Regions from separate parts of the Homo sapiens genome. Here region 1 is linked to region 2. A link is a contact called in ENCODE Hi-C or POLR2A ChIA-PET data. All regions are on one chromosome and are shown on one strand. The core of a region is the stretch at or near the end of the contact, and the rest is flanking DNA. Distances in the headings are between cores, read along the strand shown.

Region 1 (4,121 bases), core at 598-3,097, 62 kb after region 2:
TAAACTCACAAGGCTGGGTCTTCTGCCCCCATGAAGGGCCAGGAACACATGTGATTTCCACATTTTCTCTCTTTTGGTTTCCACTCATCCATTTTCTTTTCAATCTCAGAATAAAAGAATTCCACACAGAACATTTTCTGTAGCAACAAAGAGTCATTTTCCTTCTCTCAGACATTAGGCTCTTTCCACCTGCACCGGGCATTTCACCCCCCAGCCCCGGTGACACGGGCTGAATCCTGAGTTTTGAAGGGCACAGTTGATGGGGGAGGAGGAGCATTAAGGTTGTCCAACTCTTTTTTTCCATACCAAAGTGGTTTACATTTACTTAATATTAGCTATTACAGATGACCGGAGAGGGGGAAATGCCGGAAATAGAATTGCTATGACTGTTCCTCAGTATGTTTGACTCTGTCCCATCAATCACTTCATTTTATACCAGAACACAAAGGGCCATGTCGAGCCATTGGCACTAACCCGGCAAACCCCACTCTCAGCTGCTGCCAGACTGTGAGCCTTTAAGGGTGTTAGGAGAGAAAGATAATCTTATAGAAGGGGGGTTTCCCCAAATTCCATCTCACACTGAAAATCCCACCAGCACTAGCTGCAGTGGAGAGGAGGACAGTGGGTTTCCCGTGGAGGGTGTGTGAGTCCAGGCTGGTGGCCTCCTTCCTCTGTGTGGCTTTCTGCTGCTCCCCCTGGCTCTGCCCACCTGCATCTGTCCCTGCTCCCTGGGTTTAGGAAGCCAAAAAAAAAATGGCTAAAGGGATTAGAAAGTCTTCATCATCCTGGAAACGTATTTATTTTCTTTTTTAAGAGGCCGGTTAATAACATGTAAGAACTAAATTTCTTCTTGCAAGTGTAGGTGGATGGAGGGTGGTTATTTTTAAACGAATGACTAACCATCTTCATTGTTATTGTCTTATAAAAAATTTAATATCGATCATATTAAACACTAAAAGGGCAGCACTCTTGGTCTAACCCTGAAGCTGGCATCTTCTGGCCCCATGAGTGCCAAGTCTGTTGTCCCTCACATTACATTCCGACTCCTGAATCTGAGAATCAAAGCCATGAGCGTGTGCACCAGATCTGCCTTTCTTGGCCTCTGGCTGCTGCAGGCCACAGCACTCCCTGAAATGTTGCCTGTCCCACACACGGAAGGCAAGGCAAAAACAAATCAACAAACAAAAGCCAATGCCAAAATGCCCCGGCAGGCACACCTTCCACATGCACGTCATGCACTTTCTGGACCACTTGTGGGCACCAAACAACCCACTTACCATTTCCCTTCTGCCTTCATCCTTCTCCTGAAGCTTCAGATGTGCCGACACCTGCAGGGGACAAGGACAACAGTGTGGAAGCAGAACAGACGGCCACTGGCAGTGTGAGCCTCATGCCCGCACTGCAGGCCACGGTGCAGCTAGCCAAGATGCAGCTAGCCACAGTGCCACTAGCCACGGTGCAGCTACCCACAGTGCAGCTAGCCACAATGCCGCTAGCCACGGTGCAGCTAGCCACGGTGCCACTAGTCACGGTGCAGCTATCCACAGTGCAGCTAGGCATAAGGCCACTAGCCACGGTGCAACTAGCCACCATGCAGCTAGCCACGGTGCCACTAGCCACCGTGCAGCTAGCTGATCATCATGGAAAACCCAAGGAGTTCTTGGCTTCCGATGCCCCTGCTTTAACAATGGTAGGATGGCAGGAGAGCAGTCCATGTGCGATGCTTCCTGCTATCTCAGTTGAATTCTCTGCTGTACCCAGGAGAGAAGTCAGATGTGGGCCATTTAGAGGTAAGAAAGCCCCAGGCATCAGGGGCTTGGCGACCAGCCTGGGCGGAACCAGTGGTGCGAGTTAGGAATTCCACAAACCGCCTGTTAAACTGCTGAGGCTTGAACTTATCCACAGGAGAGTCTTTACAGCACAGGAATTTACGAGGGCGACACGTCAGGATGCCGCGTTTTGTTGTTGTTGTGTTTTTTGAGATCCCGTTTGCTAACACAGCACTGGGCTCCTGGCCCTGCTTGGGAAAACCCAGAGTAGATCACCATGCACAGGACGGGCCTTGCTTCCACCCTCCTGCCTCCCGTGGCCTTGGGCAAACGTGCAACCTCCATTTCCTCACTGGCACAATGGTGAGGTTAAGCTCTGTCCACCTCATTAGCTAGAGAAGTTGCTGTGAGGATCAGAGGAGAGGGTGAGATGCAGGGCGGTGGCGGGGAGGGGGGCGGGGTGTGGGGCAAAGAGGTCTCAGGCCCCAGAGCTGGACAGGGTCAGGCCCACGCTCCTGCCATGTGACACTGCCTGCCATTTCTCAGTCTGCCTGGCTGCAAGGATGAAAAGCATAAACATGCACAACTGTGTCTGATGTGGGATCCGGACTCCGCAACGGGCGGCCAATATCTCCTCCGTGTGAGACAGGACCTTGAGTGGTAACATGTACCATAGCCTCAGAGTATTTCTCCAGGGCCTCATGAAATTCTCAGAATCAAAATCGAACTGAATTTGATTGTGAAAATAGATCATTTCACAGCAGGTTCGGTGGCGAGGTTGGGAGAGGACAGCAGGAGTCCCTAGTCGCATCTGTGGAGAATGCAGCCATTGAGCTGCGGTCCCAGTGAAGGGTCTCGAGCATGTGGCCATGGGGTTCACTCAAGAACTTACTGAGAAGTCAAACTCGGGCTACCCAAGACGCAGGAGCTGTTCAGGAATCAAGAGGGTGTGCATGGAGTTTGCACTTAGGGCATACATGGAACAGTGAACATTAGGGTCAAGAAAAACTTCACGACTGCTTTGCAGCATCTGTTCGCCAACTCCTCAGAGGTCCTCTGCGCCCCATCTGAACATCCATTTGGAGGCCAGATCAGCAGTCAGGGCTCCATGGGGCACACACCGCCCAGGGATGCTGGGCCCAGGGGAATGGCGTCTGCTTACCCACAGAACACGCAGGACCAGGGAACACGAATGGGAACAGCCCCACAGGTTCCTGCTTCTGTTTCCCCACAAAGAAGTTTAGGGAGCAGATCATGTGTCTGCAAACGTAACCTGCTTCTCTTTGCTGAGCTAAGAACCCCTTGGCACTGCCCTTCACGTGCCACTCTCAGACACCATGGGGAAGAAGCTTTGCCCAACCCAAGTCAGGGTCTCTCCAGGTGGAAAACCAAGGCGAACCCCCATCTACTGACCAAAGCACAGAGCAGATCAAGCTGAGGATGCCCCCTAGGGTGCCAGGAGAGACATGAAGCCTGGGGACTCTTCTTTTGCAGCGAACAAGGAGGAAGCAGAAATATAAACAGTCCCCCACATAAAGCCAGCCATGACTGGCAACTGGAGCTGCACACTGATTTTCAATCTCCTCTTAATGGGAGGATTCTGGTGGTTGCCTCTGCTCACAGTTAGGTCTGTGTGGTTTCAGTCGCCATGAGTTGGGCCTTTAAAAAAAAAAATGGCCCCTGCCGGGCACGGTGGCTCACACCTGTAATCCTAGCACTTTGGGAGGCTGAGGTGGGCAGATCACGAGGTCAGGAGTTCAAGACCAGCCTGGCCAACATAGTGAAACCCCATCTCTACCAAAAATACACAAATCAGCCGGGCATGGTGGTGGGCGCCTGTAGTCCCAGCTACTTGGGAGGCTGAGGCAGAAGAATCGCTTGAACCTGGGAGGCGGAGGTTGCAGTGAGCTGAGATCGTGCCACTGCATTCCAGCCTCGGTGACAGAGCGAGACTCTGTCCCCAAAAAAAAAAAAAAAAGGCCCTGGAAACCCAGATGCATGGCACTTGGCTGGGTCGCGGTCTGTCCAAGGAGCACAACCAGCTATTCCAGAAACCCAGGCAGAGGATATCCCCTGGACCCTTCTGTGGCCCCAAGAGGGGAAGATATTTTTAAACTTCCCCAAATACTGGATTTATCCACAGAGGACATAAGTGAAGATACTGTGGGGAGGCTTACTAGGAGTGAAAAGAAACAGTGACCAAGTTGAATTGATTAGGCACCAACTGCATGTCAGAATTCTACCCCACCTTCCCTGTATTTTCCCTTTCAATATTTACACCAACCCCATACGGTCTTGCAGATGAGGACACTGAGGCTGTGAGGATAAAGCAGGTGCACGGCAGGGAAGCTG
Region 2 (4,628 bases), core at 985-3,484:
CAGTCACTCGCTGCACGGGTTTGCAGCCTGGGAGCCAACCGTGCAGCCTGGGTGTGCAGCAGGCGCTGCCCTCTAGCTATGCATTAAGCACATTCTACGGTGTTCACACAACGACAAAACCCCTCATGACGCGTTTCTCACAACATTTCCCTGTCGTTAAGTGCTGCACAGCTGTATGTGCACAGGCACTTTAGTGCTGATTTATAGTGGGTATCTATACAGTACGTTCTGGCATTCATGTAGTTAAGCTCTATGAAGTCGCTGCCAGCCCTGACTTAGTGAATCTGGAACCCTCGCTCCTGGGGAAGTACAGGGTCAGGTTTCTGCAAGCTTCTGGGAGCATTTCATTAACCAGCCATATGTAGCCAGGCTCGAGGGTGTTTCCTGTAGACACCTTGTGGAGTGCACACGGTGGTTACATTAATGCTGAACTCCAGGCCGGCACCCTGTCTCCCAGCCCCAGTGAGGCTGCCCTGCCCCTGGTGTTTTCCCCAGAGGCATATCACCTCACACCCAGGACACCAGACAGCTCCTCACTATGGCACATGGGGGCATCTTAAATGGGAAATCACCAACAACAGGCATAAAAACGTGGCACTACATAGACCAAGAAAAGGACATTAGTTCACAGTATGGGTTGAGGCAAGAAGGCCTTGTGTGGCTGGGCATGGTGGCTCATGCCAGTAATCCCAGCACTTTGGGAGGCTGGGGCGGGCGGATCACAAGGCCAGGAGATCGAGACCATCCTGGCTAACACGATGAAACCCTGTCTTTACTAAAAATACAAAAGTTAGCCAGGTGTGGTGGCAGGCACCTGTAATCCCAGCTACTCTGGAGGCCAAGCCAGGAGAATTGCTTGAACCTGGGTGGTGGAGGTAGAGGTTGTGGTGAGCTGCGAGCGCACATTTGCGCTCCAGCCTGGGCGAAAAGAGCAAGACTCCATCTCAAAAATAAAAAAGGCCTTGTGTGACTTCAGTTGGGAATATGCATGTCTGTGACTCAAATTTGTCACCACTTTGTACGTTTCTGCAAACGACCTTGAAAGCACCCCAAGTATTGATTTAGGGTCACCAATAAATTTTAGTGAGTAGGCGAATTTGCAAATAGAGAATATGTAATGGGAATAGACTGCATATTCATTACATGCATTTTATATTCATTATCTATAGTTTGGAGTTGTGGTACACGCATGAATATCTCTAGCTATTGCTTCAGGGGCCAGCCCCAGTGTGATGTCCCCCTCAACCCACCCTGCCTTAGAAGCCCAATCTGACCCCCACCATGGGATGCTGGGCAGTTAACTGGAGTCAGGGGGCTGCAATGAGGGTGTGTGAATCAGATCTCAAAAATATCTATCGCACTTCGGCTCTACAGCGATTTCTCTCTCAGGGTCACTGTGTGACCTTGGACAAGTTACGTAGACTTTTTGACCCTAGTTTTACTCATATGCTAAGTACAGATATTCATAACATCTTCCCTTCTGGGTTTGTGGTGAGGCTTCATGAGTTGAATTAGGATGTGCTTAGAGCTGTTCTTGCTATGATTGTTCATACATGCACATCCTCATATCCTAGGCCCATTCTTCCGGGAAGACACACGTGGTCCTGGTTGTCTCACAGTGACTGTCCCAGTGGCGGGCACCCGGCCATCAGACCCTCAGCATTCCACCTGCTCACACAGGAGGGCCAATGCCTACCAAGCCCCTCCATAAGCACATCGGGGTTCCTCTCCCAGGGGCTCTTCCATGGTTGCCTACCTCTGCCTCACCTGCCTGTGGCCCTGGCTAATGCTGTGGTCCTGACACATAGCTATCCCCACCCCAAGCTGGAACTCTGCTATTGTACCTCTCCCAGAAACCCCTGGGGGCCTGCCCTTGCCAGTGAAATAGGCAGGCGTGTTGCCTTCCCTCTTGCTGCACTTTGCTGGGTGGGCCACGGCAAGGATGCCTGAGCCTTGGGGCCCCCAGGCGTGGAGCAAGCAGCCGTTTCTTCCTTGTGGAAGCAGCGTGGACACTGCAACCCATGAGGCCACCATTTCAGGGCCATGCATGCAGGAATATATACAGCGTGTGTCTTCTGGGTCTGCAGCCACTCGGCACTGGCTGGGAGGGAGCAGCCCCACCTTCCTCCAGCTAGTGGAGGGACCAGGCCACAGGGAGGTGCAGCCTGGCCACTGCGCCCTCTCAGTAACTAGCAGCAGCCCAGGGGCCTCCAGACAGGCTGGGCAAGGACTGGTTCCCATGTGCAGGACCACAGCTCCCTGACAGCCTCTGTCTCCTCTGACGCCCCATCTGTCCCTCCAGCATCTGTCCCGCCCCACCGGCCTATTCCCCGAGTCAGCCCATCTCTGCAACAGAGCTTCCCCCACCTCAGCCCCCTCTCAGGTCTGTGTAAAGAGTGGTGGGAGGTTTTCAGCACTTTCCTGGGAACTTTCTCAGCTTCCAGGGAAACCAGGGGAGGGAGGAGTAGCCCCACTCCCGCTGAAGGGCTCTGATCTCAGCTCCTGCCAGGCCTCCAGCAGCGCGGACACGGATGAGCTGACACCATCGCAGGACGGCCGCCAGTTTTCCACAGGGCCCAGTGGCTGCAGCCTCTGTGTTTGTTTTCTGTGATCCAAAGACTGCTCAGCACTTAATAATTGTTTGACTTAATGTGGCGCAACCAGAAATGTGGCTTAGAGGAAGGAAGGGCCCTCTATTCAACCTTCCGAGCGCACAGGGCTCATTAAGGTGTTTTCCCCTAAAGAACCCTACAGGCTAATGATGCTCCACAGCGCCCTCTGCTATCCATGCTGGGGACAGACTCTCAGCCTTCCTGCAGCCCAATGGGCAAGTGGGTTCGGCTTCGGCATCTGACAACACGCAGCTTCCTGATGTCCAGAGAGAGATCTCAGTGCCTATCACACGTTGCAAATTGCCCCGTCATTTCATCAGTTCACTGTGTTCACATTAGTAACGCTGATGATGGCAATGCTCATGCCTTGAGATTTTTTTAAAAATTAGTTTCTCGGAGGTATAATTCACATACAATAAAACTCACCCATTTTAAATGAATCAGTTCATTGAGTTTTGACAAATGTATACAACTGTGTAAACACTACCACAATCAAGATGTAGAACATTCATTCCCTCCAAGAAAATCCCGTCGTGCCCTTTGCTGTCAATAGCCTCTCCCTAGCGCCAGAAAACCAAGAATCTGTGTTTTTTTGCTTTAGTTTCATTTCTTCTAGAATTTCAAGTAAGTTTAATCACACAGTGCAGACAGTGCACAGTCTTTGAAGTCTGTTTTCTTTCACACAGCACACAGCTTTCTTTGAGATTCTTCCAGGTTGTTGCACAGAAGGGTGGTTCGTTCCTTTTCATTGCTGAGTAGTATTCCACAGCAGGATACACTGCAATATGCTTACCTATTTACCAGGTGATGACATCTGGATTATTCCCAGCTTTTTACTATTATGGGTAAAGTTACTATGAACAATTATGCACATGTATGTGAAGGGATTTGGGTAAATGCTTGAGGAAATGCCTTTTTTCTTGGAAGTGTAGCTATGAGTGGATTTCTGGATAGTACGGTGTTATGTTTAACTTCATAAGAATCTGAAAAAATTGTTTTCCAAGGATTGAGCCATTTTGTCTCCCCAGCCACAATGGAGGAGATTTGCAAATGCTTACTACATCCTTGGTTTACTAGTCTTTTACATTTTAGCCATTGTGGTGTGTGGAATGTGATATCCTGTTTTCATTTTAATTTACATTTCACTAGTAACTAAGGATGTTGAACATCTTTTCATGAGCTTATTTTTCACACATCTTCTCAGGTAAAGTATCTGTCTAAATCTTCAACACTTTTTAACTCAGGTGTCTTTTTCTTCTTTGTAATGAGTTGTAAAATTCTTTATATATTCTGCATACAAGTCCTTTACTAGATATATTTTGTGCAAATATTTTCTCCTAGTCTGTGACTTACCTTTTCGTTCATTTCCTTAAGAATATTTTTCAAAGAGAAAATATCTTTAATTTTGATGAAATCTAGTTTTTCTCATTTTTCTTTTATGATTCAAACTTTATGTTTCCTACCTAGAAATCTCTGCCTAATTCAAGGCCACGGACGTGTTCTATTATATTCTCTTCTAGGAGTTTTATAACTTTGGTGCTTATACTTTTGTCTATGACACATTTTCAGTTCACATTTTTGTATAAATTTGTGCATTTTCCTTTGTTTTTAAGTGTCTGAAACAATTTTTGCAGCATTGGGACTGTTAGGTACTTGAAGCTTGGCTAGAATTTCCCTGTGAGATTATCTGGACATGGAGATTCTTACGGCTTTTTTTTCTGGGAATCCCGAAAGAACCAGCCCTTCAAGGTGGATCCCGGGGAGCCAACTGGGGCTAAATTCAAAATAGAGCCGTGTGGCCATTTGCTGACTAGACGTCACACACGTACTCTGCATTCCTGGAAACCCACATGTTTGCTTCGTTCTGGGACATTCATAGCTGCTCCTGTTCACTCCTGTATCAACGGCTACTGGAAAGCCTCCCCTCGGCCCCTGGAGCTCACCAGGAGAATGTGGCCCACATCTACCAATCAGAACTAAACAAGCGTCAACTAACCACAGCTAAGCAAGTTTGCA

Evidence for each region. A loop is a pair of places that touch in the nucleus more often than their neighbours do. ChIA-PET counts read pairs that join two places held with the same protein, here RNA polymerase II (POLR2A). Pooled maps may share reads with other maps.
Region 1: a pooled map of gastrocnemius medialis shows a loop between it and region 2 (2.0-fold over the local background). The contact joins two enhancer-like sites. A Hi-C loop is called at or near these places in 1 of 168 maps with a recorded cell type or tissue (GM12878) and 3 of 50 pooled maps. POLR2A ChIA-PET finds 5 or more read pairs at or near these places in 2 of 52 experiments (HEK293T and WTC11).

Annotation. Positions count from the first base shown.
Region 1 is chr21:42,274,102-42,278,222 of GRCh38, reverse strand. ABCG1 (ATP binding cassette subfamily G member 1) reads right to left here. Exons shown (of 15, transcript NM_016818.3): 5 at 1,278-1,328. Among named protein-coding and RNA genes, the nearest start is that of TFF3, 39 kb to the left of the region's middle. Within about 2 kb of position 1,847, at least 4 of the 41 ENCODE cell types and tissues checked have a DNase peak (open chromatin) inside an H3K27ac peak, as active enhancers do.
Region 2 is chr21:42,336,173-42,340,800 of GRCh38, reverse strand. No RefSeq gene overlaps it. Among named protein-coding and RNA genes, the nearest start is that of TFF2, 13 kb to the left of the region's middle. RefSeq lists enhancers at 350-419, 1,613-1,742, 2,248-2,943, 4,422-4,628. Within about 2 kb of position 2,234, at least 11 of the 41 ENCODE cell types and tissues checked have a DNase peak (open chromatin) inside an H3K27ac peak, as active enhancers do.